Regions from separate parts of the Homo sapiens genome. Here region 1 is linked to region 2. The links are chromatin contacts, found by Hi-C or POLR2A ChIA-PET in ENCODE. All regions are on one chromosome and are shown on one strand. Each heading gives the region's core, a stretch centred on a gene start or an enhancer-like site at or near the end of the contact. The rest is flanking DNA. Distances are from core to core; before and after follow the strand shown. Region 1 overlaps NR2C2 (nuclear receptor subfamily 2 group C member 2). Region 2 holds the start of CAPN7 (calpain 7).

Region 1 (6,264 bases), core at 2,218-4,717, 220 kb before region 2:
TTATTTCTTAGATGGGTAAGAAGAGTTTTTATTTATTTTTTATTTTATTTGAGGCAGATTCTCACTCTGCCACCCAGGCTGGAGTCCAGTGGCAGGAACACAGCTCACTGCAATTTCAATCTCCTGGGCTCAAGCAATCCTCCCACCTCAGCCTCCCAAGTAGCTGGGACTGCAGGCACATGCCACCACACCCAGCTGGTTTTTTTATTTTTTGTAGAGATGAGGTCTCTCTGTGTTACCCAGGATGGTCTTGAACTCCGGGGCGTAAGCAATCCTTCCGCCTTGGCCTCGCAGAGTGCTGGGATTAGAGGTATGAGCCACCATGCCCTGCCAAGTTTTTCTTTTAAAAGTGAAGAAAAATATGAAGAACACCAGTAATTTCAGATGTGGGGTAGAAAATAAGATCATTCATACTGCTAATTTCTAGCAATATTTGCTGGTTTTAAAAGGTAGCCTTGTATTTGAAAGTTTTTTTTAATTATAAAAGTTGTTAATTTCTTTATTACCACACTATGTAAAAATAGTCATTTCCACCTCTACCTCTGTCACTTCTTAATCTCCTTACTCGTACTTGTCTTCCTCCATAATGCTTCTCATTATCTACAAACATATATACTTAATTTGTTTATCACATTAGAATGTAGATTCCAGGAAGACCAGAACTTTATTTCATTTGCTGTTGTGTTCCCAGTGCCTGAAATACAGTGCCTGGAACACAGTGAGCAATCAAGATACGTTTATTGAATGAATAAATCTTTTGCTCTTTTCTCACGTGCATATCATCTGGTTGTAATCACAGTGTGCATATAACTTTGTGTCTTGTGTTTTTATAAAATGTTATTACACAGAATAAATATCATCTTTTCCCCAGGTTGCCACATAACCTGCTTTGATCATTATTTTTCTGTATCCCGGAAACATAGCATAATTTACTAACCCGTCTCCTAGTTTGGGACATATAAATTGCTTTTGATCTTTCTGTATTATAAATTAATAGTATATTCATGTGAGGATGAAAAGATGCACAGATGGACAGACAGATGTATATATAGACAGACAGGTAAACTTTACAGTGGAAGAACTGGAGAAGTAGCTCTGCAGCTTGGAACAACACCCAGAATCACACTGCAGAGCCAGTCTCGTGAAGCTATGGCTGTACAGCCAGTACCACAAAGCTTGGAGATGGACCTCCAGCTTCCAGTGCCAAGTCTCTCAGACCAGTGAATCTTATTGACCCCCTGCTCTCCTCCAAGGGAAGCAGGACTGCAAATATCTGGTATTGTCTGTTTTTACAGGTAGAGAGAGGCACTGCCTCACCCAAACCACTGGGAGAAGGAATTCTTATATTTCCTAGAAAAATAATTTAGGACCACACACTGATAAAGCCATTTCTATATTTAGGATAATTTATATAACGTGGGTTCCCAGAAGTATAATTATCAGGCCAGAGGGCAGGAGCAAATTCTGATGATGAAGGACCAGATCTCTTGACCTCAATGGTTTAGTCTTGGAACTTTTTGCTTCCTTTATTAATCTTTCCTTTTACACATACGTAAAGCACATTTATTGGCTGTACTTATTCACTTAGTGAATAGAGTGTTTTGTTTCTTAGAACTTTAAATAGTTGTTGAGGTGAAGGGACTTATAGTCAAAGGAGAATCATCATCTCTTTTTTTTCCCCTCTTGATTAATTTTTTTTCTCTTTTAGATAGCGGTGCCTGGGTTTGTGCTAGAATCTGAAAATGGATGACATATTCATCCATTCATCACATATGGTGAATTTATTTCACCATAAATTGTTTTATGTTAGTGCACATGCAAACTTCTGTTTGTATGTGTGGAGTGGAAATTTCATCATTTATAGCAGTGTGAATTTATTCTCAAATGTTTTCTTTCAGCCTCCTTCTCCACCCTATGTAAAAGTAAATATCCGTAATACCTCTTTTCTCCTACTCTTCCCCTAGGCTTTTGTTTTGTTTTTGCTGATTGGTCAGCATTCACTTCATATCAGTTGTTGAGGTATAAAAACCAAGTAATGAGTCCCCATGTCCATCAGGGGGCTACAGCCTGCCTTAGTGGCAGGTGCTCTTGTCTCAAAGCCAGAGAACCTAGGTGTTAGTTTCAGCCTCACCACTAATGCACTGTGACTTCAGGAGCTCCCTCCCCTCAGTGGCTTTGGGGAAGGGGTGGGACTTAGAGTTGAAGTCATTCTGTGGACCTATTACAGTGTTCTTCATTTGCTCTGACTACATTTGCGTATCTTCCTGCCAGAATGGGAGGCTTCTGAGTCCAGAACTCAATCTTGTATTCATGTGCCCGGTGCGTGTTGGGTGGATATGGTTAAATGAGCCCAGTTTTGTTGTTCTTGTGGGTCTTTTCTATGTAACACAGTCCATATATTCTTGCCTACACTTTAAGTGAAAGAGGAACTTGTAAAGACCTCCTATCTTTAAGAATATTAGGGCCAGGCATGGTAGCTCACACCTGTAATTCCAGTGCTTTGAGAGGCCCAGGTGGAAGGATCACATGAGTTCAGGTATCAGTCTGGGCAACATAGTAAGACCCTGTGTCTACAAAAACTAAATTAAAGAAAAAATTTGACTGGGTGTGGTGGCTCACGACCTGTAATCCCAACGCTTTGGGAAGCTGAGGGAGGCAGATCACATGAGGTCAGGAGCTTGAGACCAGCCTGGCCAACATGGTGAAACCCCATCTCTACTAAAAATACAAAATTAGCAGGGTGTGGTGGCAGGCACCTGTAATCCCAGCTACTCGAGAGGTGGAGATAAGAGAATCGCTTGAACCTGGGAGATGGAGGTTGCAGTGAGCCGAGATTGCACTCCAGCCTGGGCGACAAGAGCAAGACTCCATCTCAAAAAAAAAAAAAAAAAAAAAAAAAAAAATTACTGGGTGTGGTGGCACATACCTGTAGTCCTGGCTACTCTGAGAGGCTGAGGCAGGAGGATCACTTGAGCCCAGGAGGTCAAGGCTGCAGTGAGCCATGATTGCACCACTGGCACTGCAGCCTGAGTGACAGAGCCAGACCTTGTCTTTATTTAATAAAAAGAAGAATATTAGATTACTGCACCGTTAGGTTGAAGATGCTATATGCAGAACATGGTGTTTCTGGGCTCTCCAGGTCTTTCCTCCTCTCCTTGTAGGTTTAAAAATGTTTTGAGTTGGTTGGACTCCATGGTAACATTCTTGTGAACTTTCAGTTGAGGAAAGGTGATCTTTAAGGGGAAAGGGGTGGAGGGAGAGAGAGTTTAACAGTGGCAGCAATCTAGGTGAAGGGAGAACTTTGTAAAGCAGAGTACATCTTCCCTAGAAGCAATTAGTCATATTATTAGACAAACTGTTTCAGCAGCTGGCAAAACAGCAGGAACATGTCGATTTTGCTTCCTTGGTTACAGGCAGTGATAGTGTACTTGACCTTCCGCAGAGCTGGGTCACAGAGAGGGCATCTTTAAACAGCCCTGTCTGGTTTGGGTGAATGGAATCTGCACTGGCAGGGTTTGAAAGCAAATGCCTGTGAGTTCCCTCAACCAACCTCTGGCCTTTTGGGTTGGACTCTCTTTGGCCTGGGAGGTTGCTGAGGAAAAATATAAATAAAGCTGCAGGGAGCCATTGGCATGGTAAGTGTGAGTGTCCTAAAGAAAACAAGACTGCAGTATTGAAGTCTATTCTCTTTCCCTGTGTTTCTGGGGGAGAAGCCTTGTAATGCAATGTATTTCAGTAGTCACTTATTTTTACAGCAGTTAGTATAATAGCAGTGGATTTAGACACCTATTGTATATTTGAAGAAATTCAATTTAATGTCTTGCTATGCTAAGCTCTTAGCAAATCGTTTCTTAATAGGAACTTGTATTTGAATATGCTGGCTAAATTCAGGTGGGGCAAAAGTTGTTTGTTGTTTTTGGCAGGTTACTCTGCCTGTGAACAGTTTATGAACCATATTGCTCTTAAATATCTCATTGTTTTACATAATTGTGGGGAGTGGTTGTTGACTTGGGATTTTTGTTTTTTTGTGACAAGAAATTTAGCGCTAAGTTTTACCTTTTTAAAATCTCTATTGCCAACTGTAAAATTCAAAACTGGCTAATGAATTCTGATATAAATGATGCTGGTTTATAATATTTAGGTTTCATTCCCTCATTAGCTTTACTGTAAAGAAGAGCTGGATATATATGTCATCAAGAGAAGTAGTTCTTTACTAACACTGTTATTGTAAGGTTCCAGTCCTTTGAGGACTGGAACTGCACATAAAAGTCAGCAGCCTCCTGTGGATTCTTCTCGCTGATGCAAGTTGCTGCACAAAGGGGGTTAATCTCTTTGCCCATTGGCCCTTCAACACACTTACTATTTAATGGTCCTTTGAAATAAACTAAAGGAGGGTATGTGGTACATTTCAGTTCAAGCTGGAGGTGTCCCCTGCCTAACACCCTTTACCCTACTTAAGGGTTTTACATTGTTCATGATTTCACTGAAGTGTTGAGAAGTACTGAGTTCCTGTTTGAGATTTGTAACACTAGATCTGCACAATGTTTTTTCACAGAGTGTAACTCTGTTATCCTATTAGTAACCCATGAGAATTTTTGTAGCCAAAATCCAGAATAAGTTATAGATTTGGAAACTCTTAATATTGCACATTTAATTCAATGAAATGAGCATCTTTTTCTCTTTTTTAATCCCTTTTTTCTTTTTTTTTTTTCTTTTTCTTTTTTTTTTTTTTGGAGATAGGGTCTTGCTATCTCAAAGGCTGGAGCACAGTGGTGCCATCATAGCTTACTGTCACTGTAGCCTCAAACTCCTGAGCTCAAGTGCTCCTTCCGCCTCAGCCTCCTAAGCAGCTGGGACTGCAGGCATGCGACACCACGCCTGGATAATGTTTTTAATTTTTAGTAGGGATGGGGTCTTGCAATGCTGTCCAGGCTGGTACTCAAACTCCTGGCCTCAAGTGATCTTCCTACCTCGCCCTCCCAAACTGCTGTGATTATAGACATGAGCCGCTGCACCTGGCCTGTGAGCATCTTCTTCAACCTAGATGTTCATTTTTCAGCAAGTGATTCCATGTAAACGTCAGAAATTTTTCCTGACAATTATTTCCTTATAAAACAAACAAACAACAAAAACAACAACAACAAAAACCCTGCTGCCAAAGCAATGTCATGCCATTATGGAATAGAGGAGGTTCTCATTCCAGGGTGAAGATGTATGAACTTCCTCAGCAGCCTCATAAACCCCCCTGTGTCGGTGGAAGCCAGTACTCCTTGGTTTATATAATGAACTGCCAGGGCAGGTGTTGTGCTGTACCTCCAGGGTGTGTAATTAGCAGACAGGCACAAGAGTAGAGTAAAGCAAAGCAAAGTCTAGGCAGAGTCCCAGGATCAAAGGCTTAAGACAGAGACTGCTTATTCATCCCCTAAGGTATTCATTCCCTAAGTGTTCATTCACTAAGCATTCATTGTGGGCCTAATATGTGCCTGGCCTTGGGAATAAACAGAGAAATAGGAAATGTGGTGTTCTGTGGAGAGTACTAAGGTGCAGGGACTGTGGGAACCCAGAGGAGGGCATTTGTATTAACCTGAGGGGTGTCAGGAAAGGCTGGCCAGAGGAGCATGGCTTTTATTAAATTATTTAGTGTTTAATAAAACATTTGTGTGTTCTGCAAGCGTGGTTACCTTTACAAAGGATGTGAAATGGAACAGATGATTTTACCCTCTAAGTATGAGTTTGGAGACCAAGCCTTGGAAGGCCTGTGTCTAAAGATATTTCACACCCAGCTTGCCCATGGTTTTAATTGAGTCCTTTGGACTGGCAGTTTTCCTGTCAAGGTAAAATGCCCTAACCAAGGTATAACACACACCTGGGTGTTGTCAGGCATTTATACAGTGTAAACTAAGTGATCCTGTCCTTTGCAACTTGAGCAGGTTGAAAGGGTAGAAAATAGGATAAGGCAGAAGCCAAGACTGACATTAGGCACTGAGGTGTGGGCAGGAAAAAATAGAAAGGAAATGCTTCAACTAGTCAGAAATGCATCTAATATTTTTATATCCTTTTTACCAAACTGACTTTTTATTGCTGTGCTGATGAGTCTCAATAAAATATTTCTGGGAAAAAAGGCCAAGCATGGTGGCTCACGTCTGTAGTCCTAGCCCTTTGGGAGGCCAAGACAGGCGGATCACCTGAGGTCAGGAGTTCGACACCAGCCTGGCCAACATGGTGAAACCCCGTCTCTACTAAAAATACAAAAATTAGCCGGGC
Region 2 (6,584 bases), core at 1-2,500:
CACATTAGATATATTTAAGTAGTGGAGTTGACTCATTCAACATTTTAAAATATTTGTTGAACACCTGCTCTGGAACAAGGCTTGCGCTCAACGCTGGGATCAAAGTGGTAAAGACAGGAAGCATCCCTGCTTCAGCTATAAAACTGTAGTTGCTACCTTTGAGAGCCATCTTTGGGCCAGGCACAAAATCAAATTCTGTGTGTCTTTATAACAGCCTGATGAGACCGTTGTTATTAAGAACTTCACTAAATGTGAAGAAATACACTTAAACTAAGAAATTAGAGTCCCATTTTAAATGCAGGCCAAATGACTGAAAAAAAATTTAGAGTATAATTAAAAAATTAAAAGTACACACTTAAAATGTAGTTTGATAAGTTTTGACAAACGTATATATTTTTACACCACCATTGAGATATAAAACATTCTCATCATCCGAAAAGATTCCTTTGTATCCCCTTCCCAACCACTGATCTGCTTTCTAACATCGTAGTGTTTTCTAGTGTTTCTTATAGATGGAATTATACATTATGTACTCAATTCTTACTTCTTTGACTCAGCATGAATTTGGTGGTGCCCATCACTAATTCATTTTTATTACTGCTGACTTCAGACCTTTAGGGGAGAGAAGACATAAATCAAATAATCACCTAATTAAGTATTTAATTACAACAGCATCAAGTTAACCTAAGGGTAAGTACAAGTGGAAATACATTACCTTGTTTGTTAACAATTCAATCAATACGACCTTGGTGTACAGTGGGGGGCTATAGGGTCATGATTCAGCTTGTGGAAAACAAATGAAAATAAATGTTAGCGAAGAGTGACTCTAAAGAACCTCTGTCCTCACGGTAATTTTTTTAATGTGTCAGATGCTGGTGGGAGGCATTCTTCCTTAGCTCTTTACTCCCATCCCTTACACTTAACAGAGGAAAGGATCTGTAAGGCGCGTACCCCTCTACTGCCCACTGTCGACGAAAACAGCCTCGCCCTGCACCGCCACCGCCACGCATAAGGCGGTGTGTGGGCAGCTCGGACGTGGCACCTGCCCTCAGCTGCTCAATCCCGGGCGCCGCGACGGTCACGTGCACAGCGGCAGGCCTTTTTGCCCCGCCCCCGCGGCCCGGCTCCTGCGTGGGCCCGGCCCCGCCCACAGCCCGCGCAGTCCCGCGAGCCTGGCCTCGGCGGCCCCAGCTTCTAAGGAGCTCGTGAGGGCCAGGCTGCGCCTGCGTCGGGCGGCTGGTGGGCGGGGCGAGGGCCGCTGGGGCCGCGAAGTGGGGCGGCCGGGTGGGCTACAAGCCGGGTCTGGGCTGAGGGGCGCGGCTTCGCGGTGGACCCCAGCCCGGCAACGGGAAGGCGAGCTCTCCTCCACCGTCCAAAGTAAACTTTGCCGCTCCTTCCGCGGCGCTCCCGAGTCCTCGCCGCCGCCGGGCCGCCGCAGTCCGCGAAGAGCCGTCCTGCGTCAGGGCCTCCTTCCCTGCCCCGGCGCGGGGCCACTGCGCCATGGACGCCACAGCACTGGAGCGGGACGCTGTGCAGTTCGCCCGTCTGGCGGTTCAGCGCGACCACGAAGGCCGCTACTCCGAGGCGGTGTTTTATTACAAGGTAGGGCCGGGCCCGGCGCTTCGGTCGGAGTTGCTCAGTCGGAGTGCGGCCCGGGCCTGCGGCCGAGGGGCGGGATCCGGGTGCGGAGGCTAGCGGCCCCGGCTTTGCTTTTCCCTCGTCCGCCTCCCGGCCCTCCTCTTGTTGGGAGCGGCAAGCCCGAGTGCAGAGGCCGACGCTGAGGCTGCGGGGAGGCTGGGTCGCGGCTTGCAGCCGCCGCTCCTCCACCTGTAGTCCTGACTGGCAAATGCCCACCGTTGAGCCGCTTTGGGGGGCAGGTGTTAGATATGGGTAGTTAGTAGCCAATTCTTGCTGTCACTTGACTCTGATTTACAGCTAGCGGGAAATGGCCTGTGATATATATCAAAATAATGCATGCTCGTTAAATAAACTTAAAAAGAATAAAAACCATCTCCTGTCATAGCATTTGACATACAGTCATGCGTCCTTAGCGATGTGATATTTTCTGAGAAATGTGTTCTTAGGCCATTTTGTTGTTGTGCGAACACCGTAGAAAGCGCTTACACAAGCCTGAATGGTACAGCCTGTTCCACACCTAAGCTGTATGGCATGGCCTGTTGCTCCTAGGTTACAGGCCTGCGCAGCGTGTTGCTGTACTCAGTGGTGTGTGCAGTTACATGCAGTGGTAAGTATTTGTGCATCTAAACATAGAAAAGGTACAGTAAACATGCAGCATAAAAGATAAAAAAAAAATACTACACCAGTGTGGGGCACTTACCCACAAAAGGAGCTTGCAGGACTGGAAGTTGCTCTGAGTTGGTGAGTAGTGGTGAGTGAATGTGAAGGCCTGGGACATTCACTGCTCTACTCTTGTAGACTTTATAAGCAGTGTACCCTTAGGCTACGCTAAATTTTTTTAATCTTTCTTCAGTAATAAACTAACCTTAGCTTACGGTAACCCTTTTACTTTATAAACTTCTAAATTTTCTTAACTTTTTAACTCTTTTGTAATAGCTTAAAACGAACTTATTGTGCAGTTACACAAACATTTTCTTTATATCTTTATTTGGTAAGTTTTTTTGTTTCTTTTTTTTTTTTTATTCTTTAGTTAAAAACTAAGGCACACGTTAGCCTAGGCCTACACCTCGTCAGGATCATCAATATTACTGTCTTCCACCTCCAATCTTGTCCCACTGGGAGGTCTTCAGGAGCAATAACAGGAATGAAACTGTCGTCTCCTATGATAACAATGTCTCTTGAAATATCTCCTGAAGGACATGTCAGAGACTGTTTTATAGTTAACTTTTTTTTATAAAAGGAGTATACTAACAGTACATAGTATAGCATAGTAAATACATAAACCAGTAACATAGTTGTTGATTATCAAGTATTATGTACTCTACATTATTGTGTGTGGTAGACTTTTACACCACTGGCACCCCAGTAGGTTTGTTTACATCAGCATCACCACAAACATGCGAGTAAAGTGTTGTGCTATGACATTATGATGGCTATGACATGACCAGGCAATAGGAATTTTTCAACTCCATTATAATCTTAGGGGACCACTATCATATATTCAGTCTGTTGTTGACTGAAATGTTATGTGGTGTGTGACTATATTTTTGTGTTTTTTTATGCGTATGTGTATATGCTTTTTTTTTTTTTTTACAAACTGGTTTATACTGTTTTTAGTAATAGCTGCACAGTAGTTCATTATGTGGGTGTACCATATTTTTTTTTTTAAGAGACAGCGTCTTGCCCTGTCACTCAGCCTGGAGTGCCGTGGCCCACTAATAATAGCTCATTGCAGCCTCAAACTGCAAAGCTCAAGCAATCCTCCTGCCTCAGTCTCCCAATTGGTGGGACTACAGGTAGACACAACCACACTTGGCTAATTTTTTTTTTTTTTTTTTTTTTGTGTAGAAATGGAGTCTCGCTGTGTTGCCCAGGCTGGTTTCGAACTCCTGGGTCAAGCGATCTTCCTGCCTCAGTCTCCCAAAATGCTGGAATTACAGGCGTGAGCCTCTGTGCCTGTCCAGTGTACTATAATTAATTTACAGACTCTTGGGCATTCAGTTGATTTTGTTTTTTCAACATCATAAGTAACGATGTAGTTCATATCTTTATAACTAATTCTTATGACTAGTGCAAATTTTTGCCTGAATTTTCTTTGGGATAAATTACCGGGGACAGAATTGATAAATCAAAGGGTATGAGCTTCCATGGTCCACTCTCTTCTCTCCAATTCTGAGGATTTGCAAATATACCCCTCTAGCTCTAGCTAGATTTGGAGGGAGCTGTGTCCTCATGATAGTGTCACCTTTTCTTTTAGAAAGATTATCAGACTTTGATAATACTGTACAATAGTAGTACTTTTTTTCACAAATGTATGTGCTGTCAATAAAGTGTGGTTTGTTTCAGATTAATATTTTGTTGCTTTCATTTTATAATCTTTTTTCCTTTTTTTTTGAGACGGAGTTTTGTTCTTGTTGCTCAGGCTGGAGTGCAATAGCACAATCTCGACTCGCTGCAACCTCCACCTCGTGGGTTCAAGTGATTCTCCTGCCTCAGCCTCCTGAGTAGCTGGGATTACAGGCATGCACCACCACCCCCGGCTAATTTTGTATTTTTAGTAGAGACCGGGTTTCTCCATGTTGGTCAGGCTGGTCTCAAACTCCCGACCTCAGGTGATCCACCTGCCTCGGCTTCCCAAAGTGCTGGGATTATAGGCATGAGCCACCGCCCCCAGCCTATTTTTTTCTTTTTTTATTGATAGGTAATGTACATAGTTTCAGGGTACATGTGATAATTTAATACATTAATATAATTTGTAAAGATAAATCAGCATACTTGGGATAGCCATCACCTTAACTACTTCACAGCTGAACTGTGCAGCTTTTATTACTGAATATTATTCCCTTAATATTTATGCTAGGAACATTTGAATTAATCTAGCTATTTTGAAATGTACAATCAAATATTATAAACTCTGGTCACCCTGTGATCTATCTTAACAGTAGGTCTCATTCTATTATAATCTGCTTTATGTTTAGAGAGTTTTGGTGCATTTCAGAATCCTTTTAGACTTTTTTGACAATTTCACAAGGCATTGTTTAAGAGAAAAATTGTGTGTGTTTTGTGAAATAGCTTTGACAACAGGTTAAAATAGTGCTATATAAAAATAGATTTTATTAAAGCAAAAGAAACTGCTATGCACTGCCCCTTGTTTCCTATAGACTTACATACATGTCAGGAAGAATTTTTTATCTTTGAGAAAGCCAAAAAAAGTGGTTGTACTTCTAGAAATTATTTATATAAGCTTCATCAGTTTAGTATTTAGTGTTTTCTGCCCAGTCCTTTCTATAAGCTATTTATTTCTTGTCAGTTTTGAATATAAATGAAATGAGTAAAATAAAATTGACACCAGCAGTTTTTTAAATTGGCTTTATTTTATTTTTCAGAGACAGGGTCTCATTCTGTCACCCAGGCTGGCGGGCAGTGGTGAGATCATAACTCACTGCAGCCTCAAACTCCTGGGCTAAAACAATCTTCCAGCCTCAGCCTCCTGAGTAGCTGGGACTACAGGTGTGCACCACAATACCTGGCTAATTTTTTTTTTTTCCAGAAATGGGGATTTCACTATGTTGCCCAGTTAGTCTTGAACTCCTGGCCTCAAGCAGTCCTCCTGCCTCAGACTCCTAAGTAAAAAAAATAGCTTTTTTTAAAAAGTACAATAATTATTTGGAAATTAATAATCACATACAAGATAACTGAAGGGGCAATATATGTGTATTATATACTTATATAATTTACATGTATCAAAAACATTCCGTTTATTGGATTTAAGTGTAGTTACAATGTATTTAGATAATGATGGTATGTAAGATATATTTAATGTTTACATGTAAAGTTATACTTTCCTCCTCTGAAATAGTTATAGAATCTAAGGAAGTCATATCTTTTCTATCCCACTGCCTTTAGGCTGAATTTTCATTGTAGTCAAAACTGTACTTTTTCATTCCTTCCTTGCTTCCTTCCTTTTTTTTTTTTTTTTTGGACAGTATCTTACTCTGTCACCCAGGCTGGAGTGCAGTGGCCCGATCACAGCTCACTGCAGCCTCCACCTCCCAGGGCTCAGGTGATCCTCCCGCCTCAGCCTCCTGAGTAGCTGGGACTACTTTGTAGAGACAGGGTTTCACCATGTTGCCCAGGCTGAAAACTGCACTTTTCTTAATTTTGTTAGGTTCAGTGAAACAACTCCTGCTCAAACAACTGGATTCAAAAAGTGATGTTCAGTAGATGGCATCTTTGGAAACAGGCATGATGACCCATGAAGTGTACACGCTTGGGTTACTGCAGAGAAGGTGCTGTTACTTGTAGAAATCTGTCTTTGCTTTTCTAGGTGGTAGCATTGGTAACCTTCCTGGAATGGTGATGAGGAGAATGGAAACACCACCTTCTAGCCATAGCATAACTGGTCGTGGAAGTTATGGAATAACTGGAAGAAGAATCCAGATTTTCTTAAAATTAAAATAAGTGTAATTTATACAACTAAAATCTGCTTTAAAATGTGTCATCCTTTGTCAGTATTTTCTGTGGAGAAAACTGTTTTCCTTTTACTGTGAGATATTTAACCTGTGTAATCTCCTGTAATCTTTTCTTGATAATTTTATTTTAGCAATTATTACTCGTTTTAATGCTTTGAAGGCTCAATTCATATTTTTTTGCGTGTGAATTACTTGCAATCAGTTCACATTTTCAAGGTATATAATTTTAAATCTGATCTATTGCATAAGGAAAAAGGAAAACGAAACATGTAAACTGCAGCTATTCTAAAGAAGTGTTTATAATCAGTTCCTTATGCGTGAATTCATAAATTTTCAATGATATGTTAAAATTGAGAGAGAGCCTGGATAGCTCCTTCGGTAGAGCATCATCAGACTTTTAATGTGAGGGTCCAGGGTTCAAGTTCCTGTTTGGGCGTGTCCTGTGGCTTTTAGCACCTAATTCTGACTCTATCT

The links. A loop is a pair of places that touch in the nucleus more often than their neighbours do. ChIA-PET counts read pairs that join two places held with the same protein, here RNA polymerase II (POLR2A). Pooled maps may share reads with other maps.
Region 1: a loop to region 2 is called in a pooled map, with 6 times the contacts of the local background. The contact joins the enhancer-like site here to the promoter of CAPN7 in region 2. A Hi-C loop is called at or near these places in 2 of 37 single-sample maps with no recorded cell type and 4 of 50 pooled maps. POLR2A ChIA-PET finds 5 or more read pairs at or near these places in 1 of 52 experiments (activated T-cell).

Annotation. Positions count from the first base shown.
Region 1 is chr3:14,987,051-14,993,314 of GRCh38, forward strand. The region is part of intron 1 of NR2C2 (nuclear receptor subfamily 2 group C member 2); the gene reads left to right. Among named protein-coding and RNA genes, the nearest start is that of FGD5-AS1, 42 kb to the left of the region's middle. Within about 2 kb of position 3,468, at least 7 of the 41 ENCODE cell types and tissues checked have a DNase peak (open chromatin) inside an H3K27ac peak, as active enhancers do.
Region 2 is chr3:15,204,996-15,211,579 of GRCh38, forward strand. It overlaps CAPN7 (calpain 7), which reads left to right and starts at 1,251. Exons shown (of 21, transcript NM_014296.3): 1 at 1,251-1,602. The coding sequence starts at 1,501. It also overlaps the pseudogene COL6A4P1. RefSeq lists a silencer at 957-1,476.